Regions from separate parts of the Homo sapiens genome. Here region 2 is linked to region 1. A link is a loop called in an ENCODE intact Hi-C map of the cell type or tissue named here. Cell type or tissue: ovary. All regions are shown on one strand. Each heading gives the region's core, and the rest is flanking DNA. Links, peaks and the distances in the headings are about the cores only. Region 1 overlaps TYW3 (tRNA-yW synthesizing protein 3 homolog). Region 2 overlaps SLC44A5 (solute carrier family 44 member 5).

Region 1 (15,796 bases), core at 7,436-12,435:
ATGGAAATATTCAGGCCATGCAGCACTTGCCATTTTTAACATTATATTTGCAACAACATTTGCAGCTATAAGATAAAATATAATAATGATAATTACTGAATTATTAGTTATATCCACAGTTTTTGTAAAAAAAGAAACACTTTTAAGTTCACTAAGTCAAATAAGAGTACTTAATGTTTTGTGCAATTGTATGTTGTGTTTATTGGGTATTGGTGGCTAAATTCTTCCTGGTAAAAGGGTGGGAGAGAAATGAGAGGCCTCTAGAGCAACCAAACTGTGTTATAGTTATATCTTGCTTGTGATATACAACAGATACCGGATGGAAATCTGGACCTACAAAGTAATTCATTAAAAGTTGATAATTTGATTTCTAAAAGGATTCACTGCAAGGGGTTTTAAATTGTGGTCTCTAGAAAATAATGAAATGCTTATCAATTTTATTGCTAAAAGCAAGGTACATGTACCTCTGCTACTTTAGAGCTGAGCTGTGGAGATTACAAAAAAGTTCTGGGTTTTCCTTACAGGTAAGCTCCCCCCATCTGCCCTCTGACCCCCTACCAACGAACTTCAAAAACAAATGCATTAATTACCAATAGTTTTGTCCACATTTCTACCAGATTTGCCTGGTGAGCATGATTTTCAGCAATGGCTGTAAAGGTGCTGCTGCTGGTAATCACTTTTGTGAGTATAGCTGAGAAGAAAGCATTTTACAAATAACATCCTGCGGTAGGCCTGGGAGGGCAAAGCTCAGGGTCTCTTGCCTGAGAATAAGCTTTTTTACATCCTGATTTTTCCTGTCATTTACTGTTACTCAGAGGGAGAAGCACAGAGAGTGGGGTTTTGTGGCTTCAGGTTCATTTACATATGCATTGTTCAAAACCACTTGGACCTGGGCAAGGCTCAATTTTGAGATTCTGCTGACCTAGCAAGGAAAAGATTTAATGATGAACACGAAATTAGAAATGAAGATTTTAAAAAACAATAAAAACAAACTTGTTTTAGTGAAAACTTTCATGTTACTTTAAAGGAAATGTAATGCAAAACAATTTCTTTCTTCTCAAACTGACACAAATTGACTGTTGTTTTGTTTTTAACCTTTTACTTTTCTATCTTGCTCTGATTTTCTTTAAACAATTATGTTAGGAACTGATGGGATATCGTTCTCCATTAAGAGTTCAAAAGAGATTTGCTCAAAGTTAAAAACTTTTGTGCTTTAGAGACACCATCAAGAAAGTGAAGAGTCAACCCACAGACTGTGATAAAATATTTGCAAATCATATATTCAATAAGGGACTTATGTCCAGAATATATAAAGAATCCTTAAAACTCATTAATAATAATTTTAAAAAACTAAAAAATGGGCAGAGGACTTGAATAGACATTCTTCCAAAGAAATATACAAATGGCTTATAAGCACATGGAAAGGTTGTCATCATTAGTCATTAGGGAAATACAAATCAAAATCACTAGATCAAATTTTCACACACTAAAATGGCTATAACTAATAAGACAGACAATAACAAGTGTTGATAAGGTTGTGGTAAAATAGGAACTTTATACATTGTGTTGGGAATGTATAATAATGCAAACATCTGCAAAACAGGCTAGCAGTTTTTAAAAAGTTAAACAGGTTTATCTTATGACTCAGCAGTTCTGTTCCTATGTATCTACCCATGAAAATATATGTCCACACACAGATCTATACAGGAATGTCTGTAACAGTAATAATACAAACATCCCAAAAGCACAAACAATTCACATCCAAATGTCTGTCACTGGATGAATAGATAAAATGTGATGCATTCATACAATGGAATACTATTCATCACTAAAAAGGAAAAATAGGACTGTACATGCTACAGTGTGGAGGAACCTCCAAACTTTAAAAATATCTCAATGAAAGGGCCTGACAGAAAAGAACACATATCATATTATTCCATTTATATGAAATATCCCAGAAAGGCAAACATATAGAAATAGAAAATAGAATCATGGTTGCATAGGGCTGGGGGTGAGAATGGAGAGTGATTGTAAATGGGTGTAAGATTTCTTTTTAGTATGATAGAAATGATCTAGAATTAGGTTGTGATCATAGTTGTGCAATTCTAGAACTCTACAAAAGTTTATTAAATCATACATTAAATGAATGAATTTTATGGTTGGCAAATTATAACTCAAGAAAACTGGGGAAAAATTCACTATGAGTTTTGACTCAGATTTTGAGGGAATTACTACCTACCAGAATGGTATTAATCTTTGTGAACTTCCTTTTATTACACAGGTTTATTATGACCCAGACTCAAGGGTGTTTTTAAGAAAATTCATTTCATGGAAATTATTAGGACATTTTAATTTGGGGGAACAGGAGCAGAAGAGGGGTGTAGGGCACAGATTCTTACATGTGTATAGTTATTTGAAGATGATCAGCTCATTCCAACGTTGAAACTCCAGTTTCTTTGGTGATTTTCTAATAAGTTTTAAGGTGTAAAATGTGCTGAGTTTAACTCCTAATAAAAATATCCCTTACTGTTGACAAGAACAAATCTTTTTAACTTAGAGGAAGTATTAAGTAATTTTTGAACCTGATAACGTAAGTTTCTATTTTCGAGAGTTTTTAAATGCCTTCTTTCCATAGGCTTTAAATATGGTGGAAAACTTATAAAATGCCCTCCAAAATAAAGCAAACAAGAAAGCTCTTGTTTCTGTAATATTTTCTAGAGAACAAAGACTATGCTAGTGTCAAAGTTGAATGTGCCCTCTGATGTCTCAGCCCCAGCTTTTTACCACTACACCTGTTTTTTTTTTTTGAAGGGTTAGAGAAATGGGAAATATGCTCTAACAGGCTTCAAGTCGCTTTCCAAACTTATTTATTGAGTGTAGAAGTTCAAGTTCCAACATGACTGTTATTTAGAGTGAAAAACTTCTCTCTGAAAATATAAAATAGGCACATTAATGAGCCAAATGTACATTGGTTACCTGCTCCCATCCCCCACCCCCTTTTTTTAAAGAGATATGTTCTGCGTGATGGAGGCTAAAAGGTGGCTGCTGTGCCAAAGTAGTGGACCCTAAATCGCTGCGCAAAAAAGAGAGGGGGAGCCTCTGATTGCTCACAGTACAGGAGTGAATATGCGCTCTCAACCACAAATCAAGCAAGCTGAAGAAAAAAAAGGCCCAATCAAGGCAGTAATGGCCTCCACTTCACAATCAGACAAGTGCTTCTTACTTGAAAAATCCTACCATTTATAGCTGATTGCTAACCCGAGCCTCATTTCTAATCTAAAGGGCGAGTAATAATTTGGAAAAGGAATTATAACAACTTCCCAACAATTTAGCAAATTGTTATTATTTCAGGGGGAGGGAAGGGTGGAAAGGAGTTGCTTTTGTAATGTGTTTCTCTTGTGGGCTACCATTTTCATGACATCAAATCCCATTGCCACTATGATAGAATAGCAACTAATATATATTGAAAATATGCTTTTAAAAAAAAAGAAGAAAGAGAGAAAGTTGATATTGTATGCCATGTCACATGTTTCAATGTGGTCAAAATTAAGGGTCTCCAAAGAAGAAAGGAGGAAGAGGAGCTGTGAATTCTTTTGCACAATTTACCTATAATACACCCAAATAAGTTTGGGTGATTCTCTCTGAGTACCACTGTTTGGAAAGGATTTTGACCTTTCAGAGAATTGGACTTCACAAAAAATAATACCTTTAAATGCTTCACTGAGTTTGTTTTTCTTTCAGTGTTGATGAATTTGGCTCAGATAATGCTTTTGTTACTGAAAATATTGTAATATACAGTCATTATCTACAACCTTACTTTTTAGCTTCTAACTTAGAATGCGTATGTGCATATGTACATATATTTGAAAGATATATATAGCCAAGCATTTCATTAATATTTTAAAATGAGGCTCCTTTTACATAGATGCTATTTTGGGGATTCAGCCTCTTTATTATTGTACAAATGAGAAAACAGAGGCTACAGTAAGGTAGTAATTTCCTAAAAGTCACACAGCTAGCCAATGACAGAGATTAAAATAGAACTTGGTTGACCTTATCTGACTACCATACCTTTTGTATTATATGTTACTTTTTCAAAATCATTCTTTCAAATGGCTTTAAATTATGCATTTTTAGGAACGTGGCATATTAGCCTCATGTAGTAAAGGCATCAGTGATTTTTGGTAATAGAATATGCTTGACATCAACATGCAACTTTAAGCCTGAAGTGTGAGCAGTAATATTGTTCCTCGTGTTTTGCCACTTTCCGTTATCTTTATAATAAAACCTATCTGTAATTTAGAACCGTTTTGTCCTCAGATCTGAGAATGTTAAATGTCACCTATTGAAAATATGCCTCATTCTCTTTTATTTCCAAAATTAAAACAAGCTAATTAAAACTGAATAGACAATTAGCAGAACCAAAACACAGTATTGGTCATTCATTTCCCTTTTATAGGTAGGTAACCAATGACAGAATTTGGTAAGCAGAATGCAGGCCTCTGCTGCAGCTGTAGCTATACACGGGCCAATTGTCATGTCTGCAAAATCAGGCTGTAATTCTGATTCTAAGTTAGAAAAAGGGCAATTCTCTATCATTTGCATCAATGTAAGCTTAATAAACATTTTTATCACTTATTCATTTTTAGTAGAAAAAATAACTTTCTTTGGTATTTTCCATATGTTAGGATATGCTAGATATGGAAAACATATCTAGTTTTTGAATCAAAGAAAATATTTTGATTTTAGATTGAAAAGGTTAAACATAATATACCACACTTTCTGAAGCACAGCCGATTTTAAGCAGATCTAAAAAAATAGATTTAAAGAAACAAATAAAACTCTCTTTATTTATGTGTGCAACTCGAATAACAAGGCTAAATTTTTCAGATATGCAGAAATGATTTATAGCTTGCAATTACCCACTCCATTCAATATAAACAGGATCATAATTCATATTACATAATCTAGAGCTCATTTGAAAATACATAATGCTATTCTGTAAAAAATAGTTTCTTATGTCATCTTGCATGTCTAGCGCCATGCCCTTAAAGTGATTTTTTAAAAAGAAATAAGTAATTTATATTATTAAGTCCCAGAGAGGAAAATCAAAGAACTTTTAAGAAACGGCTTGAAATTTTAAAAACGTTTAAGGGTAGAAAATCTGAGCTATAATAGAATGTGTTTATTTTGTTATGGAAAGAACAAAGTTCTACTCTAACAGATGCGTGTGCTATACTTCACAGCAGTTTGAAAATTAGAGAAAAATAAGTAAGACTTCCATTGTAACTCAAGACAATCAGAATGTAAAGGCTTGAAGAAAAGGGCCAAGCAAACCCCAAAAGATGACAAAATAGTAAGTAGCAACCAGAGGCAAAATGTGAGATGAAACATGATGCCTTCAGGAGTGGAACCTGAACATTTTAGTAGAATTAACAAAAATGAGCTCAAGAAAAGAAACCCAAAGCACTTCTTGGTTTTACTTTTGAAAAGTAGACACTGTAACAGAATCTGTTCACACTTTAACTAGGGGAAAAATTAGGAATCCTAGCCCAGGAAAATGTTTCTCCAGGATAATATTTTTCTAGGAAATGTCATATTCCTACTCTCTTCTTTTATTAAAACTAAATATCATACACTGTTGCCACAAGCTGAAATGACCCCTAGTGTTAGGAAATAGATTCCTTACAGTGAATCACAGGCACCAAATATCATCGATAGATACAATAATGTTAGCACACATTTTGTCTGTGCCTGTAATATAATAGGCTGCTTTAGTCAATACAAAAAGACACAATCAAAGCGTATGACAAAGGAAATCACTGTCCTTTTGCCCATTAAATAAAAGAATATCTAATCCTCAGAGCCACTCAAGCAATTTGAGATTCTTGTCATCCAGAAAGGACTTTGTTTTCATTATACAATATATATTTATAGCCATGAGTTATAGCAGATGTAGCTACAAGAAGGAAAAAGGAAAGATTTTTTAATAAAAATTCTGATAGCATCATCAAGGATAATGTGTGGAAGAATTTCAAAACAAGTTTCTTGAGTAATAAAGTTACTTATATATGGGAAATCCTAGCTTTTATGGTTAAATGGAAAAGTACTCAAGCTGTTTTAGCTGTGCAAATCATTAGCTACATCATAAGGAGACTCTAAAACTTAAGTATTTAAAAGTACTGTCTCATTAAACCTATACAAATGAATTCTATGGTAGCCACTTAATTTTTATATCTTAAAGAGCAAACTTTGAGATAGAAATATAATATTAAGGAATACAATTCCCACAGGGTATCAAAGAAGTACAACATGTACATTGTATACAGATCTCTTTACTAAGAAAAATATTGCTGAAAGAGGATTGCATTACAATTCAATAATTAATAAATAAACTCTACTATGATTCTTTTTGTATTTGTGTCATATAACCAAAGCTAGTAAATACCAATCAGTGTGGTTTATAGAAGCAAGGAGGGATTAAGACAAAAATTAACAAAAAACCTTCACTGATTATAATTAATGCAAAATGAAACATTAAAATACAAAATACAGGCATATACTTAAGCTTTTTAGAAAGTATCAGTCATAAATGAGACATATACTTATGTTAAAAATAAGAGGTTTTCTTTGCACTGCATTATTTATAAATGAAAAATAGAAAGAAATGAGAGTAAGAACTAATAATTTATAGATTTATGATACAGGTTAAAAAATAAAAATTACTTACCTAACATCCAAGAACAATGTAATTACATTCAGAAAATAAATAATACTACATACATATGCATATTAGAAATACAGAAAGCCACTTTCAAATACATGTTTTGAACTCTGCTCTGAGATTAATTTGAAAGCTTTCCTGGAAAAAAAAAAAATACCAACCTTCTTATGTGCTTATTGCTACCGGAGTAATTATCTAAGAAGAATATGCCATGATGATAAACTTCATTACTCAATAACATTAGTAAACATTAAAATATTTAAAGAATACTGTACTGCATTATGGTTTATTCTATTTAAATCTCACAATTATAGCAGTCTTTTCTAACTTGTATTGCTCTATGGAATGAATTGCTGGGATTTGATAATCTCCTGCTAATGCAAGCTGATATTACAGTCATATGACCTAATTAAACATTAGGATTCATATTTTAAATATATAATTACCAGAGTGTCATTTTTTTAAAATGTAATTACTGGTTTCTACTTTAATCGCAAAAATTGGTGTTCGTGTCAACAGACTAAGGAAAGTTTTCTGAAAAATGTCTTTTTTCTCTGATTGTAAAGAAACAATGAAAAATCTCAGTGTCAAAAACCATTATTAATATTATTTTCATGAAATAAATTCCCTTGTTTTTTATCATTGTGGAAATTTCTACTTCCAGGATTATATTACATGTCATTTCTTATTGTCACTTAAAATTCATTCATCTTTTCTTGTGGAAGTATATTTTCATTTTTGGCATTTAAGAAATTCACCTAACAATGCTAGCATGATATATAAGTGAAGAAACAAATTTCCATTATTTTAAAACAAAACAGACTCAAAGATTTGGGGCTTTGGGGAAGAATTTTTCATTTCTGAATTGCACAAAATCATTCATAATTATATCTTAGTGATTTCAATATCACAAATCCCTTCTGATTAGCCCTCTTAAAAAAAGAGACAAACCCGCTTCAGAATTGTTTAGCCCTGTTGGAAGCCCTGTCTTAGAGAATGACAGATTATGTAATTAAATTGAATCATGTATTTTCCATAGAAAGAAGGCATGATACTGGAACTGATGCAAGCTATATGCTCATTTCTATATTTAGACGCTCAACATCAACAGGTCAGCCCACTGACCAACCAACCAAGTTAAGGGATCATATGTAGCTTTTCCATTTAAAAAATATGGAAAGGCAGAAAAAGAAAGTGACTATAGAAATAGCTGATGAAATGTAACCCTTTTAAATAACCATTCTTCATCCCTTGAGTGAAAGAATGTCCCCACAAATAATATTTTCCCATTTAGGAGATTGATTTACTAACAGTGCAATATAGAAGTCTGGGGAAGCAGTTAAGTTTAGCATCAAAAATGGAGATCCAGGCAAGAAAGCAAAAACGCTAAGTTCACGGAGGAACACATGCCAAATACCTCCAAAAGTTTGTAAGTGAAAATACAAATGCGATATTTAAGAAAAATCCTGCTTTGTTTTTCAAATAAAAAGTGCAAACTAGAGATTACAAGGATAAACCAGATGTTACTGGGACTAAATCTAACACACACTAGCAGTAGCAAGGCAACAAATCACTAAAGGTTTCTCAGCATTTGGTTATTTTTATCTTTGCATGCAGGACAAGATTTCTTATCAGACTTTACTTCCAGAGTCTCTTAATTTATTTCTACTTTTCTGCCACCAACCACAATTGTAGTCCTAAGTACTCAGCTGTGCTGTATTTCGAAATCCTCAGCAGTGTCCTCTAAACTGAAAGTGTATATTCCATTTTACTTACACAATCACAAAGAGAAATCAGTGTCACAAAATCCCTTAAAATTAAGGGATCAAAAATAATTTATCAATAGTTGTACAAAATCCAGAATAAGTTGTCATTAGGCATGAATTACTACCAATCTTAGAATGATTGTTTTAAACTGGAAGCAATGGATTATTTAGAGACTTGGTGGCTAAATGTAGGTAGTTAAATATTGTAACTATTTGTTGTTCAAGTATTGAACATTACAGTTAACATAAAGAATAAACGGGACTGCATGAGGAATGGAAATATTAAAAGTATAAATGCAAACAGTTTGACACAAAAATCTATAATCCTAATAAATTTAACTGTAATTGTTTACTTTTTTCAGACCATGGGTAGATTTAATACAGATACACTGAGAGAACAATTTCCTTAGAGACCTATACACAAATAAATAAGCCCTGTCTAGTGTGTATAGGCGTCTAAGGAAATTGGCTAGAATAGGATAAATAGGATTTATCCCTTGAATTTGTACAAAATGATGTTGATTATGAATTCCTTACATATATACATGATGTGTGAATAATGTAATTAAAGATACGAAGTTTTTTTTAATGATTTCACAATTTTAACTAAATGCAGGTTTTAGACTGAAACAGCCTAAAGATTCGAAGTAAATTCTTGTTCCCAATATTTCTTTCATTTTACTCTTTAGAAATAACATAATTTTAATGGCATACTTTAATAACAAAGGTGAAAACTTCTGGATAGCTTTTGCTATTAAAATACCGTATGACCGAATTATCCTTTGATATTAGATAATTTAATTTATTAGAAGGATAAGCAGAAATTATGTTTTCCTAATGTTATTATTTCTCAAAAATAAAACTATCAAAATATTATAGAATTGTTTTTATAAAAAAAACAACAACAAACGAAAACCTACTCTGTCTTATACGAAGCTCAAACTACTGTTTCCACTGCGTGTAGTACTCTGCCACCTGGTGGATAATTGTGAAAAATCAGACAATGTGAGCATTTGGTTTCTCCTTTTTCCTTCTTTACCCACCGTTTCATAGAACCTATGAATTAAACTTCAATTTGACAATATGCCTATTGCTGTGGGAGACAGTGGCTGTAGGAGAGACTGGTTAGTCTACATGACTTATACATTTGCTTTTGCCTCATTTCAAAGCATCATTAAAAATTAGCCACAAAGATAAACAGGTTTGAATAATTTATTGGCAATTGTTAAGTATAATGAAATTAGCCAATATTTCTTGATCTCTGCAAAGTTATTTTCTCCAAAGAGTTAAGGACAGTTTATTTAAGTCTTATGATGTCACAGAAAATAGGTGGGAGTTGATATGAAAAGCTGAGGAATAAAAAAATTCATTAAATGAATATAATGAGACAGTATTTCAGTATATTAATATGAACATTCCCGCTGCTATATCACAGAGAAATGAACTTAGTAGACAGTTTTATATGTCATTTCTGTCAACACATCTCATGGACGATGTAAACTATAAGATCTAACCTTTGAATAATGATTATTTACTGATTATTATAGACTGATGAATAATTCTGTAATTTAAAAAGAGAAAATGCTGTCATGAACACACTTATTGCTTAGGAACTTTGTTTCTAAATGCCAGTCCCCACCGAAACGAATTGGGGTTCTTTGGCTGATTCTATGACTGGGGGAGATGAATGTACAAGATGAGCCTGGAAGGCCTCCTTGTGCAAGATAATGAGGAGATGCTCAAACACTGAAAGAGATACGTTAAAAGTAGACAGGGGTCAACTTGAATGGACTCCCACTGGTCAAATCTGGAATAATATGAACATTAAAATAAATAATGATAGCAATGGATTATAACCTTTTGAATCAAACAAGAATCCATGAGTTCATATGTGGGGAGAGTGTGTGAAAGCAAAGCTGTCTTTTAAAGTTGAATGCCAATTAATAAATGTAGAAGGAATAATGGAGGTAACAAATCATTATTTTGCAATCATAGTAATAACTTATTTGGAGAGGAATAATCAACAGATGCTGAAATTAGTGGGTAAAAGTTGGATAAAAATAGGTTATTTACATATTCTCAAAGTAGAGCATCCTTAAAATTTCTTATTAATTACAAAAGGGAAAATTACCATTAAACCTAGCAGACACCACATTAGCCAAGAGATCAAAGTTAACATAACCAATAATGGGACAAACTGAAATCCTGTACCCACTGAAGTCATGCTTTGACAAGAACACATCACTTATATAATATTCTTGCTCCAAATGCATAGTTTGAACCTAGTTAAAAATGAATATTAAAAATATAAATCGATGGCTATTAAATTTTCCTGTATTCTTCAAGCCTGTCAATGTTATCAAAGGCAGAGGCTTATAACCAATTATGTACTATTAAACAAGATTAAAGAAATATGAAACAAAATGCAATTCAGTTTATCCTACAAAGAATATCATTGGGACAAATGATGACATTTGGATAAGTTTTGCAGATTATATAATTATGTTGTATAACTGTTAGATTTCCTGATTTTATAATTTTTCTGAGATTATATGAGACTTTCCTGGTTCTAAAGAAATATACATTGAAATATTTAAGAGTGAAGAGTAAAATATATTTAACTTACTCTCAAAAGTTTGTATATTTATATGAGATTATTCATATGTACTGTATGTCTGTATATGAGAGAGAGAGAGAGAATGGTCACTCTGGGTAAAGTATATTCAGGAATTCTTAGTGCTATTATAACTTATTTGTAGATCTGAAGTTATTTCAAAATAAAAAGGCTTTCAAAAGGCTTGGTGTGAAAAAAGAAAGACAAGACCTATCATGTTTAGTCACAAGGTATATCTTGGAATACTAACATCTGGAAATTTGGATATTTTGTGAGATATAAAGAATAGTATTATGCATGTGTTTAGTGGCTTCTAAGCATCTTTTTTTTAACTTCAGTCATTTAACTTTATCAATTTCAAGATTCCTTCAAGAATTGAATAGTAATATAATTTGGTTAGGGATTTTGTCATTTGCTTATAAAATAATGAATTACATAATACTCATGAACTCTCCCAGCTACAATGCATTTATAAACCAGAATAGAAAGTAGTTGTTAAAAAAACAACAACGTCCAAGATGCTGGGGATATAAAAATATTGGAAAAACAGCTTTGTCCCTCAGTTAGTCAAAGTTTAATATGATGGTGGTGATGGATAGATATATATGTATGCAATTAATAGCTACCAAGAGATTTCTTGGTTTGTGTGGTTATGTAAGTATAAACAAAATGCTATGTATATATAGTACTGGGAAAGTGCTATGGAAAAACAGGAATGTAAGAAGTTAATTATGAAATGAGCTTTTAGGAAAGCTTCTCAAAAGAGTTAACATTTGAGCTGAGCCCTGATTGATGAGTAAAATTTAAAGAGCACTAAAGATCCTAGGCAAGTGCCAATACAAACAAAATCTTTAATAATGTTACTAGAAGGAAAGCTCTATGAAGGCAGAGTCCTTGTCCTGTTGCATGTGACTGACATATAGTGGGTGCTCAAAAAATATTTGTCATGTAAATGAATAAATAATAAAAATGGCATGTAAACAATCTGGTTATTGAGAAATAGTTCACTTTCTTCTTGCATGGTTTAGATTTGGTGGTGGTGAGGACATTCTTTTCAATTATCCTTGGAATAGCTAAAGAACATAGATCATTTCTATAATATACAAGTGTATGAAAGGTTTGTGTAAATATAATTTATTGAAATATCTGGGAAAAGGTATATAGAAAGAAATAATTATTAGAACCTTTAAATAATCTGCCTCTGATTTGAAAATGAACCAAAAAGAACTAGAAATAATTAAATATAATCTTTGAAATGTAAAACTCAATGGACTATCTAGGCAGTAGATTAGACACAGTTGAAGAGGGTATGAGTTAACTAAACAATAACCCGAGTGAATGACACAGAATGACACACATAGAGATGAAGAGAAGCTGGTGAAGGGGGATGAAAAGATTAGACAATATGGAGAATAGGCCCATAAGTAGGTATAATATAGGACTAATAGACTAATAGTTACAGGAGAGAACAGAATTGAAGAGAGATGAAGAGAGGCATGAAATATGGATTTTAGTCAAGAAACATCAATCTTGGCTTATCAATTGTAACAAAAAGTCCCACACTAATGTAAGATGTAGGATATATAAGATAAAGGATATCATGTGTGGGCAGATGAAGTGGGTACATGGGAACTATCTGAACTTTTTCTCTCAATTTTTCTGTAAACCTAAAACTGTTCCAAAAAATGTTATTAAAATAGATGAATAAATAAATAAAATTTGCAATGAGTTAAAGTTATAGTTTAAATTCAACCACATTAAAGGCAAAACCAAAAAGGGCTCATAAATTCTTGCTTGGCAAGAATAGAATGCATAAAAACCCAGGACATTAAAGGACTGTTAAGTTTAAAAACATTAGCATTTGTGAATATTAAAATCCTATTGCATTAGAGAAGCGTGAATGTTGACAGAAGCCCAGTAGAGTATGGAAAGAAGAGGCTTGAAGGTCAAAGCCCATTTTTAAAAGCCAAAAATCATAACTAAAAAATAGTCACTATTATACACCTTATATGGGAGTGTAATATTTACTCCCCGCAACTCCAGTCAAATTAAAGCCTGCTCAAGGAGCCATCTATAAGAATAAAGATGGTGATCATTTTTCATGGCTCTTCAACACTTAACCCAGCAAATCATATAACTCATCTCAAAATGGAGAAAGCCCTTGTTTTCAAAACGTGGTGCTCATCACTGCCTTTGCTCACATTTGAAATCAAGTGGCTCTGAAAAGGACTACGGTTTACTCCATCTAAGGGTAGCCACTGAGATCTTTGCCCTAGCTTCCAAAACATCCACCCTTGCAGGCTTCCAAACAGCTACCCATTGTCCTGGAACCCAAGGGCGCCACATGTGAGCAGGAGTCAAGTCCTGGCACATCACAGAATCTGCAGCACTCTGCCTCTTTCTCAATGTGGGGAGGAGGGTTAAACACCCAGTTGAGTGGGAAGGCACCCATTTCCCTTAAAGCACCAAGCCTCACGTATGTGCAACCTGTGCAGCTTGCATAGGGCCCCGTGCTTAGATGTACCTGTACGTGATTTAGTGCTCCGCTGTTGCCATCTTGTAATTCTTAAACCTTTTTTAAGGGTCCCACATTTTCATTTTGCACTGTCCTTTGAAAATTATATAGCTGATCCTGCTCCCATCTCTTATTTATTATATAATATACTAACATAATAATAGACTTTAATTCTCCCCAAAGATCTAACCAAAGTTTGCCAATGCTGGTGCCCACAGGGACCAAACAATGTGTAAATGATTGAAGCAGTTGTGTCAGGGAACCAGTAGGGGGTGCTGGGTCTGGGGTGAATAGGAAAACAAGTCTTATCCAAAAGGAGGAGCTAGTACTTGAACGGCTAAGTGTTGTCCTGTGGGAATGTGAGACGGCTCCAGCCAGATCTTCCAATTAAAAAAACACACACAAAACAAACTAGAGATGCGCTTTATAGTTTTAAATATTAAATCATCATATTTTAAAATGTTGATTCAATTAGAAAAAATATACTCCATGTGGGCCAAACAAAACATATCTGCTTGGCCATAACTTGGACAAGTTACAGCTTATGACTTCTGGCCTAGAACCTCAAAAGCAAAAGCATGTTCCTTAGTTTCCCTCCTTGTTTTTCAATAAGGTTGACTTCATTTTTCCTCTCTCTTTTAGAACACAAAAGCAGTTAACTTGTAGGTGATATGAGGAATCCAGACCGTAGGAATAAATGCTTGCCTTCATCCTGAAGGAAGGAAAAAAATCATTTTATTTTGGATGGAGCCACTACAATGAAAACAAATATAATGCCATTCTCAATAGGCAGGTTATGGTGTGTATTAAATTATTACTAAACTGCTGTGTTTCAGTTATTGATATTGGTGATCAGGCATAAATAAAACACATAAATAAAATAGTTGTGTGTTGTTTAACAATAGAAACATGTTCTGAGAAATGGGTTGTAAGGTGATTTAGTCACGCAAACATCACTACTGGGCCTACATGGTGGAGCCTATTGCTTCTAGGGTACAAACCCGTACAGCATGTTAGTGTGCTGACTACTGTAGGCAATTGTAACACAATGATAAGTATTTATGTATTTAAACATATCTAAACATAGAAAAGGTACAATTAAGATATAGTATAACAGGTGAAAAATAGCACATCTGTGCAGGGCACATACCATGAATGGAGCTTGCAGTACTGGAAGTTGCTCTGGGTGAGTCACTGAGTGGTGAGTGAATGTGAAGGCCTAGGATGTTCTGTATAAACGTATTACTGTATAAACTTTATAAACACTGGACACTAAGACTACACAAAATTTCATTAAAAATGTTTTATTTCTTCAATAAATTAACCTTGGCTCACAATGAACATTTGGTTTATAAACTTTAATTTCTTAAAACTTTTTGACTCTTTGGTAATAATGCTTAGCTTATTGTACAGCTGTACAAAATATTTCTTTATATCCTTATTCTATAAGCTTTTTTATATATTTTTTTTAACATTGGAAAAACCTTTTTGTGAAAAACTAAGATATAAACACACACATTAGCCTAAGCCTACACAGGGTCAGAATCCTCAGTATCACTGTCTTCCTCCTCCACATCTTGTACCACTGGAAGGTCTTCAGGGGCAATAACACACATGAAGCTGTCACCTTCTATGATAACAATGCCTTCTTCTGGAGTACTTCCTGAAGGACCTGTCAGAAGCTGTTTTACAGTTAACATTTTAAGTAGTATACCCTAAAATAATGATAAAAAGCATAGCAAAGACACAAACCAGTAACATATTATCAAGTATTATGTATGCACTGTACATAATTATATGTACCATACTTTTATATGACTGTCACCACAAACGTGGGTAATGTGTTGTGCTACAGCTTTACAATGACCACATCACTAGCAATAGGAATTTTTCAGGTCCATTATAATCTTATGGGGCCACCATATCGTATATGGTATATGGTCCATCATTGATGATTAAAATGTTATGTAGCTCATGAATGTATATTAAGGAATGTTAAGGAGTGAATGGGATTCAATGTCTTCTTAGGTTTATGGCCAGCACCTGGTGTCTCCTCTCTACTAACCTTATATAAACAGATTATACTATACTATACCTTATATAAACAGATTAGGAAGCAGCCCCTCTCTTCTTAATTCTCATTCATATATTCAGTTTATGGAATCTTTAAAATACAT
Region 2 (15,796 bases), core at 4,195-9,194, 430 kb before region 1:
ATTTATTAATTATATCTCAATAAAGTTGGATAAAAAAATTATACCTCAACAAGGCTTAGAGAAAAATACAAAATTTAAAAAGAAATCTTAACAGCTAAGAGAATGGAGTTTGCAAAGCACAGAAGAGTCAACTACTGAAATGAAGCACAGGCTTCATGGCATACTGTTAGCATGAAATTATTTTGTTCATTTCTTGATTTTTTAAGTGAATAATAATGATTGGCTTCTGCCATGCTTTGTTAACAGAACTGAAGACGTAACAGGACTCTGGGAACTAGATATGTGGAATTCTTTGAGGAGAGGATTTATAAATTCTGATAAAGCCAAGATGACAAGGTGGTTTCAAGGACATATAGGGCCAATTCGCACTGTGCATCACAATGACAAATGGATAGGATTCGGAGAGGAGTGCCTCTAGGAAATAGTTGGATTAATTTTGATACATAGAGTTAAAATACTTCTTTAGAGCTTTCATCACTGACTTATACATGATGCTCCTATAGTTGCATATGCAACTCCCATACACAAAATAGGGTTTTCTTTTTTTGGCTAGGCACTGTGGCTCATACCTGTAATCTTAGTGCTTTCAGAGGCCAAGATGGGGAGAACTGCTTGAAGCCCAGCTTGAGACCAGCCTGGGCAACATAGTGAGACCCTATCTCTAGAAAATAAATAAATAAATAAATAAATAAATTAGCCAGGCACGGTAGCACACACCTGTAGTCCTAGCTACCCAGGAGGCTGAGGTGGGAGGATCACCTGGGCCCAGGAGTTCAAGGCTGCAGTGAGCTATGATAGTGCCACTGTATTCCAGCCTGAGTAACAGAGCAAGATCCTGGCTCTGAGAAAAAAAAAAAGATTTTTTTAATATTAGTACCTCACTTGAAAAGTCCTGGAGAACCTAGTACCTAGCAGAAGCTTAATCTGGCTTTCACCTTCCATGCCATTTCTTTGGCAAACCAACAGAAAGTAGAGTCAGTAAGTAAAAGAGCAGAACTTGTTAGCTGCACAACTACACATCCTGAGAGATTATTTCTCTAGCACATTGCCCTTAAGAGAAACAGAGAACATTTACTCTCTGACAGGCCATTACTGAACAATCCACTTGTATAAAATTTACAGTTTGCATTTTAGAATAACCCACAGCACCAACTTCACACTGGGATCAAGAGAGACGATAACTATAGGGAGATATATTCAAAGAAAACCTCCTGGAAAAAAGTCTGGCCTTGTTTTTTGTTTGTTTGTTTCTGAGCCTGTTAAAATCAATTCTCAATAACCGGACAAAGAATTCAAGAGAACTTTATGTACTAGTTAGCTCTTCCTCTGGTTGTAAATGGAAATGAAATGTTTAATGTTTTCCTAGTGCTTCAGTGGTCTAAGGAAAGCCATCTATCTACAAAATATCACATGAACAAACAGTTCAGGTATGGGATGGAAGAAGGAGCACGAGTAAGGTCAAGCACTAAAACATGGTGGACGCAGGGCTCTAGAATGCTCAAAGATCTCTCCTCTCATCTCCAACATTAACCATGGGAGCAATAACTGGAAATCACTATGTGACCTTCCCCATTCTTGTAGCTGAAAATACTTATGAAAATTTGTCTCAGGAAATGTCTAGAACCTACTAGCTTCCAGTCTTTGGAAGTTTTGGCTAATATGTGGATTTTAAGTTTGGCAGTTGATTTTGAATTTTGACAGTAAGAAATGTTTTCCACCATCTTTATTAATTGCCAACTCCTTGAAAGCCAGGTACATCAGCTTGATTCAGTGTATTGCATGTTGACATGAATCATTTCCTTTCAGAGACACTTGTCTGTGATAACAAAGAACAAGGAAACTTAAATTGTGTTTCTCTTCCTCCCCTAGCTGTTACTATGGGCAACATCACACTTTGTAAAATATTCTTCTTAAATGATGCCCTGAGCCAAATTCTGAATGTGTAGATTTATTTATTTATTTATTCCTATTGTCTTGGCTGCCAGAAAACTGGTGATTTTTACAATGCAAACCATTTGTAAACACTTCATTTTTAGAAACATGGAATCTTTTTATTATTACAAGGTACTGAGATTCATCATCTCAGAGTGGGAAAAAAATAATAGTTGTAGATGCTTATTAATGTGATCCAGGCCAGACTTCTTACCAGTACCTTAAGAGTAATAACAAGATAGATATGTTATATACAGCAGTAATCTCTCCTTATCCATGGGGGTTACATTCCAAGACCCCTGGACATGCCAGAATTCTCTAATAGTACCAAACCCAATTGCTGTCAATTGGAACATGTTTCCGTTTATGTCTTCCATCCACAAATGTAATGCCTTTTCCATCCTAACTAAGCACTTATCATACACTGTGGCCATAACTTTTGCAGTTTGAGATACAACAAAACTAGCTTAAAATTCTTTTTTCTTCTTCACAATTTCACGTATAAAAAATTTGTTTTGCCGGGCATGGTGGCTCACGCCTGTAATCCCAACACTTTGGGAGGCCGAGGCCGGCAGATCACTTGAGATCAGGAGTTCGAGACCAGCCTGACCAACATAGCAAAACCCTGTCTCTACAAATAATACAAAAATTAGCCAGGCATGGTGGCAGGTACCTATAATCCCAGCTACTCTGGAGGCTGAGACAGCAGAACTACTTGAAACTGAGAGGCAGAGGCTGCAGTGAGCTGAGATCACGCCACTGCACTCCAGGCTAGGTGACAGAGTGAGACTTTGCCTCAAACAAACAAACAAAAAACCGAAGATTTGTTCTTATGTAGATCTTAGCAACCTCAGTATAAGTTTATTTCTTATTAACTCGAGAACTTTCACCTTTTCACTTAAAGGAAGCATTTTACAGCTTATCCAAATTGCCAGCAACACTAATCTTGCAATTTGGGGCCATTATTAACTAAAATAAGGGTTACCTGAACACAAGCACTGTGATCTTGCAACAGATAACTGAGAAAGCTACTAAGTGACTAAGGGAAGAGCATCCTAGACAGCAAGGTGATGCTGGATAAAGGGAGGATTCCCTGCCAGGGTGGGATAGAGCTTGACGGTTTGAGGTCTCATTATGCTACTCATAATAGTACACAATTTAAAATTAATGAGTTGTTTATTTCTGGAATTTTGCATTTCATATTTCTGGACCTTGGGTAACTAAAACCACAGAAAGTGAAATTGTAGAAAGCAAAACTGGGTAAGAGGGGACTATTGTATAGAAATAGGATTAAGGACAAAAAAAAGCAAAATGTTCAGCGTCTATCATGTTCCCTCTTTTGCTTTTCATTTTGTATGTGAGGAAGGTCACTGTGAGCGCTAGTAGAAATCTACTAAACCAATGACCCAACCATTCCCAAGACTATAGCTACTATCTGCTGTGAATTGTATATATCTGCGGGAGGCTTAATTTCATGCAAATGTATCCTTGTTTGTCAGCATAATTCTGGTGCTTCCTCCCAACTAGCCAGCAGGTGGGTGGTCAGTGAACATGCCATCAATTTAATATTAGCCTAAGCAAAGCTGAAAGGTAAATTAATGTATTATGAGAGTCAGAATACATTGACATTAGCTTTCAAATACAATCTGAGGAAGACCGCAAGAATTTAGGACAGGGTGCCTTATAGTTAAGTAGAACAAGAGCAAAACTAGGTGTCAAGAAGCTGGGTCCCTATCTCATCCTATTTACCTCAGAGCTTTTGACTTCAGCGAGTTGTTTTATATCCCTGGGCCTCAGGGTGTTCGTCTGTAACATCGGAGTATGGACTACCATTAGAAGTGACTTGAAAGTCTGAAATTCCATTATTATTCTACATTTATCACAGAATTAATATACTTCCTATTCAGCTCCATCCCGGAGGATTTGGCAATTTATATCTTTCTGAAATGAACAGTTACAGAATTTAAATATGACACTTTTTTGAAGGGACATAGAATATCTTCTTAGCCTTTAAAGTATCAAAATACATCTCTCTGGGAGTGGGAGGGATTTAGGAAGTTTCAGTGTTTCCTGGCAGAGGTTGAGGTTTCTTACCTTGCCCAGAATCAGCAAGTAAACTGCACTAATTTGTCTTATATTTGACTTTCTAACACTGATTTTTCTGATTTTTCCCTGTTCGACCCTCCAATTTATAAAAATGTGTATAATTGTTCTGCTGCTTCTGCTTTTGCCTGCTTTGGCTGCTGCATATACAGGTGAAGATCTGGAAAGAAATGATGGATCTACAGAAAAACCCTACTTCGTAACCCCTAACCTGCATGGAATTCTGATCAAGAAGCAACTAGTTCCCCAGAAGCAGAAAGAGTAGAAAAGCTCCAAACAGTGTCACTCATTTTTAAGTAGAAGTTGTGTAAATTAGGTTGATTGTAATTTGGAAATGTTGCTTTTGAGTAATGTGAAATTTCTGTGCTTAATTCTAAGAAGTCAGCACCTGGTACTACCTGAGGTGTCAGGTATTTGATGACATTAGCTGCTGTCTACTTTATAGACAGTGGTCCCAGCTAAAGATCAAAATGTTAATGTCAAACGTTTTTTAAAATCTGTAGCCGAGAGTGTTTTAATAACTTTTATAACTCAGCGTGCTGTTTCCATTGCAGCACTTTAATAGCCTTTCTTTTTATAAGTGTATATTTGTAAAGGATATTCAGGCAATTTTTGAAAACACTATAAATGTGTAATTAATTAGCCATAAAATATTGATTTATAGTTAACCAGCATATGGTACTAAATTTGTAAATATGGTGCTATGGTTATATTTATACTGTTCAAGCTGGTGGACAACTCTCTAAACTGTGATTAAACTTGTATTAATGGTTCCCTAGGAAGTATATTTCAGTGAGTCATGTCCATAACAAACATAGATGTTAATGTTATATAGGTTCTACGGAGAGCATTACTGGGTAAAAAATACTATGGAACCTTCAGAGCCCATTCTGTTTTAGTGAAATCATGTTTATATTGAAGTCGAATCTGAGTTCTGGAGTGTCATTTCCAACAACATGAACCTCTGTCCATGGTGAAAATATTCTGAACAAAACTGAAATTGTTACATAACTCATGCCTTTTGTCTTTAACCCAAATTTCTTATTCCCACTATATAGAAAATCAATATGAATTTGTTTCAGAAGAGTGATTATATCTTTTCATGAGTATACCTGTATTTCTAGATTAAAGAGATTGTGTGGCTTTGTTCTACAGAAGGTTTGATTTTGTCTCACCTTTCAGTGAGGAAAGAGAAAAGAAAGACACTTCAGATTTTACCCTAAGGAAATATACTGTTGGCGCTCCATCATCTAATACCTTTATGAGGGGCATACTGTGGGTTAGGAACTCTCTCTCTGCAGGGCTTAGGAGGAAAGTTGTTGCCACCTGCCACCGCTGGCCGCCTGAGGTTTCTGATAGTCATGTGTAAGTTTTGAATGGCAGAACAAAGCATGAATCAGACACACATCTTGCCTAGCCATCCCCTGTGTGCAAATGTGTATGATGTGGTTAACCATGTAAAAATGCACCCCAAAAGGAGCATTGAATCAATTTGTATTTTCTTGGCTTTTACCTTAAACTTGTATATAAGGATTATTTATATATTGACAGAAAGGAACATGTTGATCTGAATATCACTCATATATCCAAGAAAAGAGTCAGAAATGTATTGTTGTGTTATAGATTGATCTAAATACGTATTAATTATCTTCAAGTGTAGACACCTAGATTTAAACTGACTCTGTGGCAGATTAATTAATAGCAATAAGCCAATGAATAGGGAAGATTTTTAATATATAATGACTACCAGCTTGTTCTTGGCTTACATTCTTGAGATTATTGTATTCAAAAGTGTCAGTTGGCTTCACATTTTGGCAAAGAGCCTTCTGCATTCTTATTCTCCTTGAAGCATAATGCAGATAATGACAACTTATCTTTCTAGATTAGTCTTTTATTATTCAACAAGACAAAGGCCACAACAAAGGACTAGTAGAATAGTGACCTCTACCTGAGAATTTGTTATAACTATAGATGTTTGTGCTCTGCCCAAGAGATTCTGATATACTGTGATTTGATGTGAGCCACGATGTGAATTATTATAAAGTTCTCTAGTTGATTCTGATACACATAAAAGTTGAAAAATTGGCCATGTGTGGTGTCTCACGCCTGTAATCCCAGCACTTTGGGAGTCCAAGATGGACAGATCACTGGAGCCTAGGAGTTCCAGACCAGTCTAGGCAACATGGTGAAACCCCATCTATCTTTATAAAAAATATAAAAGTTAGCCAAGTGTGGTGGTGCACACCTGTAGTCTCAGCTACTTGGGAGGCTGAAATGTGAGGGTCACTTGAGCCCAAGAGATCGAGGCTGCAGTGAGCCATGATCACACCACTGCACTCCAGCCTGGGTGACAGAGCAAAACCCTGTTTAAAAAAAAAAAGTTGAAAAAATCACTTGAATAAAATAAAAATCAACACATAAACAAGTTGCCAATTTATATTATGAGCTAACATCTAGTCAGAAAAATATTCTCCATTTACTACTTATTTGTGTAATTGAAATATGTAGAATAAAAATGAGCATTGTTTTTGAGAAGATATTTAGAAGCCATTTTCTTACAAAGCAATTAAACTAAAAACTGTGAAAAACCAGGGCAATGTTCCTCAAAATTTGCAGTTGATGTGTTTGAAATCTGAAATTTCACAATTTTTATTTTTCAAGGCTATACTATTTAAATTATTGATGGCAAAACAGAATCAATTTTAAGCAAATATAGTAATTTAGAAAGTAAATTGAAAAAAAGAAGGTGAAAGTTATTTTCTCAATCATGCAACTGAGAGACACGCAATATTGGCAGAATCTGACCTGTTACACAGAATGAAATAATATCTTGCTGACATAATCACAAGGGCTTATTGTTTTCGCATAACTATGTTTACAATAATGTTGATGCCAAACTATGCTGTTTAAAAAACAACAACAAAAAAAAAACAACAAAAGGATTTTGAACTGCTGTAAAGCGAGTATACAGCAGATGGCGGTGTTACTTCTCTTACAGTTCTGCTTTGATATTTACTCTGTACCATTCTTCCTCCTAGTGGAAGATTTAGAAAGAAATGATGGTTCTACTGCAAGACCTTATTATGTGAGTCAACCTTTGCTGAAGATTTTCCAGGAGGAAAATCCACAAACTAGGAAGCAGTAGAAGAGCAAACTGGTCGTCCTACAGCTGTGTGTTACCTTTTCTCCATCTGCTGTGTCTGTGCAACATTTGTTTCATAAGTGCTTTGTGTTTAGCAACACTGTATTCACGACCTTGTTGGCTTGCATTTGCATGTTTTATACCAAAGCTTATACTGTACTATGTGAAGCCATCAGAAGTCGCAAGGGAATTGTTAATAACATAAAACATTTTTATACTAAGATCATTTGTTTTGTAATTCGTTTTTAAAGAGTGGCTTGGATGTTTTGAAAATACTACTGAATATGTTAATATTCTTTTAAATCTTAGATTGAAAAATGATACATTACTTAAATTGATAGCTCCTAATATATTTTTAAAATTACAACTAAAAGAAGACTTCTTCTGCAGGGAAAATTGGTCAGCAAAGTGAAATTAAAAATTTTAAAGTTTTTCCCACTCTCGTTGGACAGTAAATCAGTGAAAGGACTGCCCCAGTTGAGAGTTTGCTCTCTTTAAGTATAGAATGTTTCCTCTTAAACAAATTGCCAATCATCCAGCCTTTACTACTTAGCCCTCTGACAAAGTGCCTTACTGGCTATTTAATATTACCCAGCTTTTATGGGCAAGTTTACAAACATTGTTTTTTAAAAAATTAAAACCTGCAATGTTTCGTGATTAAAACAAGTCTTATTGCATTTGTTTCACTCTTAGCTCACTGATTGGAAAACATTTGTCATTTTGCTCTGTTTGATATCCTCACTATTATGGAATACATTGTGCAGCTAAACAATTTCCCTTGCGCCTAGTGGACATTCATGAATGTGTACTACACGCAAGAAGAAACAAACCCCGAAAGAACACTTGTTGGATTTCTTTGTTTTTTTTTTTACTAAAAGAGAAGTTTTAAAATGAAATGTTTTCTATAGTAGATCTTTGAAAATACAATAGGTATAATACTGCATTTCTCAGTGTTTTACAAAGATCAGAAAGAGAAACTTCTAGGAATTGCAAAGGGAAACTTTACTCCTCGAAAGGGTGCTCACAGATGTCATGTACTGAATAGCTCCCTTTTAAATGATCATTTATTTTCATCAAAGCCTGTTCTATATATGCCACTTCATTTTCTAACTTTTGGTATGAAAAAATCAGTTTACTTACAGTATGTTAATTGTATTGTACTACTATAAACAGGAACATAATTTCCAATTCAGTTTTAAATAATTTTACCAGTACTACTAACTTTTAAGGAAATTAATTCAGTTGGTTACTCAGTGTTTGTTACAGAAAGAGTCCAGAAAAGTATTCACCCTAAGAGAATGTCAATCATATAATGATAATTTGTGAAAGCTTTGAGAATCAATCATCAGTAAGTTACTATCAGTTTATAAAATATTATCACATTTGTTTAAATGTGACTTTAGATACTTTTATGCCAAAAATAAACTCACATGAGCACATGACAGTCTGAGCTCTATAATCAGTGTGCTTCTGCTGTGCAGAAATGTTAGAAACGTATTGTCTAAATATCTTTGATAATTAAAATGTTTAATATTTAATGAAATTTGTTGTTACTTGTTTTAAATCTTTTTTCTTTTAATAAAGATTTAAATAAGAAATAACTGCCTGTCTTTTGGTTTCTTTAATCTAGAAAAAGAGAAAAGCTTTTGTTTTCAAAACCCACTATACTATGACAGTATCTTCTCTATACCAAATATCTAGGTGGGTTTTTTATTTTAAACTAGATTTATATTTTTAAAATTTTCCACTTTTCTCCAGCTGTGCATTGACAAATCAAATAAGTGAAACCGATAATTTATACAAAGGAAATAAGTCAAAGCTAAATGGATGAGATACTTTAAAAAAAAAATCAAACAGCCTAAATTAGTCAGTTTTTCTTTGTTTTTATTTGCCAAAGGTTTGCTCAGTCCTTCATTTCATTTTGTCAAAATTTATAGGAGAAAAACGTTATTATTTTCAAGGCGGGTGTAAATTTAGAGGCCCTAAAGAATATGAACACCAATTAACAGTTTCCTAAAGCAAGATTAAACATACCTATCACTGATTTATCTTAAGCTAAATTTTAAAACAAATATATTGATGTCTTTTCTTAGGTTGAATTATATATTAAATCTTCAAAATTAATTATTCTTTAAAATTTAATGGGTTTATTTTCTTTCTTTCTTTTTTTTTTCTTTTTTGAGATAGAGTCTTGCTCTGTCTCCCAGACTGGATTGCAGTGGCACCATCTCCTCTCACTGCAACCTCCGCCTCCCGGGTTCAAGCAATTCTCCTGCCTCAGCCTCTCATGTATCTGGGACTACAGGCACCCACCACCATGCTGAGCTAATTTTTGTATTTAGTAGAGATGAGGTTTTACCATATTAGCAAGGCTGGTCTTGAACTCCTGACCTCAGGTGATCCGCCCGACTTGGCCTCCCAAAGTGCTGGGATTACAGGCGTGAGCCACTGCGCCCAGCCCTAGAATTTAATGGGTTTCTTTCAATGAAAACATTAAACAATGATCTTGCAGTTTTCAGTGTTCTTTTAAAATAAGAACACAATAAGATAATAAAACAATAAGACATGGTATTAATATAGCTAATGATTCTTTTTTATTTGAAATAAAATATAATGTAGTTTCCACAAGAAAGTCAAATTCTGCTTTACGTCTTAATAACTCCTACTTTTCAATGATGAAGCACTTATGTTGGTAAATAAATGATATACCATTGTGCAATGATTAATTTGTTTTTTCTATGTCCCTAAAGAGCTTAAAAAGAGTTAGTGTGTCTGTATAGTAAAATCACACTATGAAAGGTTCTATGGGATTGTCAGGGACAATGTAGTTCTTATTTAAACTGCTATTGGAAAACAGGCTCTGTGTAACAATTTCTCACTTTTCTTTTAGTATACAGCTGACTAGCACTCATTCCAATGTATGTTCTTTCACTTTTACAAGTGGTGCCTCAGGAAATTGTTCTTAAACTATAACCAGGCATAGTAATTATCTCCCTTATTATCTGGTTCTGGATTGGGGAACATGCTTTATAAATCAGTTTTTGTTGGCAAAAGATATGGGGACAAATTTGAACTAAAATCATTATTGCAGACCATAGTGTATGAAATGACATCTTAACGTTTTTTCCAGTTTCTTGCAAATGTTAACCTTAGATGTGTGTAAATGATTATTTTATAATAAAATATAGATATATGATTATAAGAATACAATTCAACAAATCATTAATGAAAAAATCAATATAGCAGATCCACATTCCATTGATATTAACAACTTTGTGTCATAATCTAATTCTCATTATCTAGGTCTAATAAATAAAGTAAGTAAAAAAACAAATATATATATAGAGAGAGAGAGACAGAGAGCGCAGATAAAACATTACTTCTTCGAAGTTACTTCCCATATTAGGGCTAAAATGGGCATTAAAGACATTTCTCTCAGGACCTAGCTGAGTTACTTCCGGTTATTAGTGAATCAATCATCATCAAGAAAACAAAGACAACCCCCATTAAAACAAATGTGAGGCTGGGCACGGTGGCTCACGCCTGTAATTCCAACACTTTGGGAGACCGAGGTGGGAAGATCATGAGGTCAGGAGATCGAGACCATCCTAACTAACATGGTGAACCCCGTCTCTACTAAAAATACAAAAAATTAGCCAGGCGTGTTGGCACGAGCCTGTAGTCCCAACTTCTTGGGAGGCTGAAGCAGGAGAATTGCTTGAACCCGGGAGGTGGAGGTTGCAGTGAGCTGAGATCATGCCACTACACTCCAGCCTGGGTGACAGAGCGAGACTCTGTCAAAAAAAAAAAAGTGCATTCCTTCATGGACATAGAGTATCATTTATTCAAAGCTTAGACAACAGAATGATGTTACCATCATGGACCCTATTAAATGTATCAGGTCAAACTGAACTGCCCTTTCCCCCATTTACAACTTCGCAATTGCTTGGAATGAAAGGCAGCCAAAATGTGTAGAATCTGGCGACATCTTTTGTCATGGTTTCTGCACTGGGGGAATGGGGGCTGTTATGTGACAAATTTAAAAGCAAGCAATTCAGTTTTACTATTTGAAGTCACTAGCTTTATTTTCTTTAAATTTAACTCCTTGGCTTTTTTTTTTCTTTTGTATTTACTGTATGAATCACAATAATTTAAGCAAGTGGGGAAATTGTGAATGCAAGTAAAACACCCTTCTACCACTGGCTCAAAAACATGATACTTCTTCATCTTCTGTCCCTTTGCAATTAAAGAGCACAGTATGTTAACAAGGGTGGGAAAAGTTTATCAAAAGAGAAAGATGTTTTCATTGTACTTACAAATTAACGTGGAGCCTGAACTTGATCCATTGTTAGAATAACCTTGGAATCTCCACATTCTTCCAGGCAGATGAATGTGCACGGCTGCATGTGTGTCTGCACAGAAAGGATAAAATGAAGGTAGGATGTTGTGAAAAGCATTGGTCTCCAAGGAGAGGCTGGAGAACCTAAAGCACAAAAATCTCTAGTGGGATCCAAGAGGGCAATGTTACAGGAAGTGGGGTGCCTTCTGAACGCAATTCATAAATCTATTGAAAAAGAAACTCAATAGCAAATCATAAGCTAATAATTAAGCAAATAAAATTATTTTTCTATCCTCTGATAAACAGCGTTGAAGCCAACTGTGTTACAATGAAACTAATCACATGCTTATTTGCATTTAGCCTAAACAAACAAAAAAGAATGATGTCCCAATATGATTTATGACTAAGGTATTCAAAAACATCTGCCTCTTTTTCACAGTGCTTTTACATGTTAGCCAAAGCTTTGCTGTCATGATGAGCTTGTGTTTTTCTCTTTCCTCTCAACACCAAGATGGATTCTTTTTCAGATCTTCCCTGTCATTTCCTTTCCTCCAACTCAATCTCTTTTCTCATTTTCCCTGGCTTACAAAAGTCTGAATTTCTAATAAGGTATTTGGGAGGAAATGGAGGTGGAAGAGGAAAAAAATTATGAAAATGAAGACTTGAACCAGCAGGTTGTTTTGTGCTATGGACTGGCAGATCAATAGTATGAGTTCTGAACCATGCTAGGGCATAAGGAAAGGCAAATGACAGAGCCCAGTGATATAGCATGGAGGCTGTTAATACAGGCTTGAGAAACAGGCCAAGGGGAGCTTTCCAACGTCACCCTGTCACTCTGCGACCACAGGCAAGGTGTTAAACTGCTCAAAGGCTTCCTCAACTGACAACTGAAGCAAGCCCCCTCCTCACAGTGCTGCTGAAAAGATAACATGAGAGTGAGCATCATATCCATTATTGAGGACTGGTACCTAGAGTTGGGCAATGCCTGTTAGTCATTAACAGTGATATTCTCTTGACTGAGGACTTTCAGCACCTGGACTTTACCACTCCCTTCCTACCCTAGTGGACAGTTTATTTGGGCCTCTCTGAGAAGCTAGTGAAGGGCATCACAGTACTGGAAGACTCTTCCCACTACCATCCCTGCACCCAGGCCAGAGTAAATGAGAAGATATAGGTGACTTTCCCTCCTTCTCTGGAGCTTCAGTCCAAATCCCATATGAGACTTTTTTAACATAGCTTGAATTCTTGGGTCACTGATGACAGACTCTTTCGGAGTACCCAAGAGGAACTTCACTGAGATTTCAGCTCACCTGTCTCATGCTTCCTCACCATTACCTTTCTCTTAAATCCTGATATTAAGCCAGATTTGTGAAGTTGGCAAATTGAATGTCATTTCTAGAGTCCCTTAATCTTTACTTGTTCTCTAATTCTGGAAACTGAATAACAGTTAAATTTAATGTTTCATAACTGGATGATCATAGGCTTCAAAATTAAGGCCATAGATCTTCATTTGATTAATCTGATAGAGGTTTTTCTCTGCAGCCCCTGTTCCATGAGTTTGTGTAGGTCAGTGGAAAGACTTTTTTCATTCTGCTTCTCTACATTGGGTTGTAGACAGGAAACCCCTGAAAACTGCAGGCTTCAAATCTGTCTAGAGGACTATTTCCAGCCTTATAGGTGAGGCTCCTGTTTTTCTGAGACAGAACAAGATGGCTTACCAGTCTTAAATAAAATCGGCAAAGAAAAAACCATGTTTAAAAGCAATATTCCTTTTCTTTTAGTGAGTCCTAAATTAGCTTTTGGTGACCGCAATAGAGAGAAAAAAGAAGTGGCTAGAAGTCATTTTATATCATGTTATTTAAACAACTATAGATAGGCAAATCATTTTGCCATCTATAACATGTAACTTGAACTATCACTGTGATTTAGGGAGGTGAGGTCAAGAGAAATCAAATTTAAATTTTTGATTTTAATCAAATCGAATCAAATCAAAAGAGCAAAGTAGAGATTTTTGGAACTATACAACTATGTTTTTTAATATAGTTTCTTGGAGCATCAGGATATATTTAGAATGCTAATTTTAGCACTTTAAGTGATAGAGAGAAGTAGATAATATCTGAACAACAAGTATATTTCCCAGTTCATATAAAAAAGTAAATGTTAAGTTAATGGAGCAAAAAATTTCCGATATGAAACATGCCAAATCTTAACAAAAAATGTTTCTGTGTTTTCCTAATTAATACTTTAAAATTAAATTATTTCATAAATTGTTAAATTTACCCTTTTTATAAAATTGTTTAATTTTTCCTGCTATTAGAAACTTTAAAAAATAATTTTGGTTTGCTGCTCACACAATTTTTTGTTCTGCGTTGTTGTTTTTTCATATGTTAGTCTTGGGCATATAAATTGCTCTTGAACTGGTTTTATCAAGTGTGAGCCATTATGAAATAGTCACTCTCCAAGAGTCCTTAATGGAACTTAAAAGCACATGTAGGCAGGACCCTTGATGTGCTTTGATTGCCTTAGAGGACTATGCCTGCAGCGTGTGCCTGTACATGTGCAAGACATGCAAGTATATGTGTTAGGAGGGTAATTTGATGTGTGTGAGCAGCATACAGCAGAGCACATGAGTAACTCTCGTCTATTGCTGCTATCAAGAAATACAAAAAACAATCTCTTTCCGTCTCTTAATATGAAGCTTAGGCAGATACAGATACCAAAATTATCTTAATATTGAGAACAGAAATAGGAGCTGATCTAGAATGTTTTCTATTATGCTTTCTTATATATCCCTAAACCACTGAGCCAAGCATTAGGTTTATAATACAGTGTTTTGGGAGGAAAGAACTCTAATAATGCAATCCTCAAAGGGAAGATTCACGACTATGGCAGGGCAAGCTATCTGGCTGTCATTTGTTCCCCAGCCAGCTTTTAGCTGGATTCACATTAAAGAGTGCCATGTGTATTGCTTTCAAGCTCCAGGGAATTGAAATTCCTGCCAGTACCACCCAGTTGGCCCCCAAAGAAGCAGCTGCTTGATGCTTGATTCAGACTATACTTAATATCCATGCAGCACAGCTCCATGAACTTTTCTCACCTGGAATTGATCACTTGATTATCAGTCACCTCTGAAGTGTCCCAGACAGCAAAGACCGCAGAATATTGACAATAGTGCTCACAGGAACCAGACACAAATGCATGCTAACAGATGCCACCACCAGATCTTCCCTCAGATTTGAGGGAAAAAAAAATCCAACTCGATCGTTATTAAAATCCTTCTGAATGGAAGGCAGTGTGGAAGATTTAAAAGTATATTGTCACTGTCCATTGCTTTCTCTTCAGAGCAGTCATTACAACTGCTGTTATTTATAGCTTCCGCCAGACTATAAGTCCCATGAAGGCACAGACTCTATCTGCCTTGCTCTCTATCATACAACAGGTGCTTATTAAATGCTTCTTTAATAAGTAAATGAGGTGAGAGAATACTTCATGGGGAATATAGGATTTGAGTTGTCTTCAGAAGAATATTGAAAGTAGGTATAGGGAATTGAAGAAAGAAAGATATTAAAGGCATCAGGAAGAAAATGAGACTTCCAAAATGATGGAGGGAGAGAGAAAGGGAGGGAAAGAGGGAGAGAGGGGAGAGAGAGATGAGTCTCATGTTTTGACCCTTGAGTTTGTGCACCATTGGGATGGGCACAGCATGCAATTGTTGATGAGTGACCGAAGCTGGGGAGATAGATTAGGTCTCAAAGTATAGAATAACAAGTGTTTGAAGCAGGAGGACAATGGGAGCCCCAGGAATGAATACCATACTAGAGAGAGGTTGTGAGCCAAGAGGCATGAGGGCTGGGAAGCTTCTTGGTGTGGAGTACACAATGACTGAGAAATAAGACTCAGAGGTGGGAATAGAAAAAAAGTCAGTAACCCATAAGGTAGAATAAAGATATCCTCATCCATTCACCTAAGGATAAGGACTGTTTCCTTTTCTCCCTCTTATACCACCAAATAGCAAGACCCCTTGCTGTTGGCCACCAGGTGAAGTCTTTCCTTGAGGAAGGGCGCATGGGCATGTTGTATAATCTATACACTTGCTACCTACTCTCGGGAAAGTTACTTCACCTTTCAGAGACTCAGATTTCTCATCTATAAAACTGGGACAACACCTGCCTCTGGGAATTTGGGTAATGTGAAAATTTAACATGGTAAGACATCTAAAGTACCAAAAACACAGTACCTGACACATTGCAGAGGAGAGACAGATAGATATGGAAAGAAGT

Evidence for each region. Hi-C counts contacts between places; a loop is a spot of excess contacts. Peaks named below come from ENCODE experiments on the same cell type or tissue, not always from the same donor. Only the 100,000 strongest peaks of a DNase experiment are listed, where the experiment ranks them.
Region 2: it touches region 1 in a loop (4-fold over the local background); 89 of 110 quality-filtered maps call a loop at or near these places.

Annotation. Positions count from the first base shown.
Region 1 is chr1:74,765,789-74,781,584 of GRCh38, reverse strand. It overlaps TYW3 (tRNA-yW synthesizing protein 3 homolog), which reads right to left. Exons shown (of 6, transcript NM_138467.3): 6 at 14,908-15,796. Among named protein-coding and RNA genes, the nearest start is that of TYW3, 41 kb to the right of the region's middle. In ovary, for the core only: a CTCF peak has its summit at 9,438 (motif pointing left); no DNase peak of the experiment used is centred there.
Region 2 is chr1:75,195,111-75,210,906 of GRCh38, reverse strand. SLC44A5 (solute carrier family 44 member 5) reads left to right here. Exons shown (of 24, transcript NM_001130058.2): 24 at 7,074-8,778. The coding sequence ends at 7,180. It also overlaps a transcript of LHX8 not described here. Among named protein-coding and RNA genes, the nearest start is that of LHX8, 69 kb to the right of the region's middle. In ovary, for the core only: a CTCF peak has its summit at 7,039 (motif pointing right); no DNase peak of the experiment used is centred there.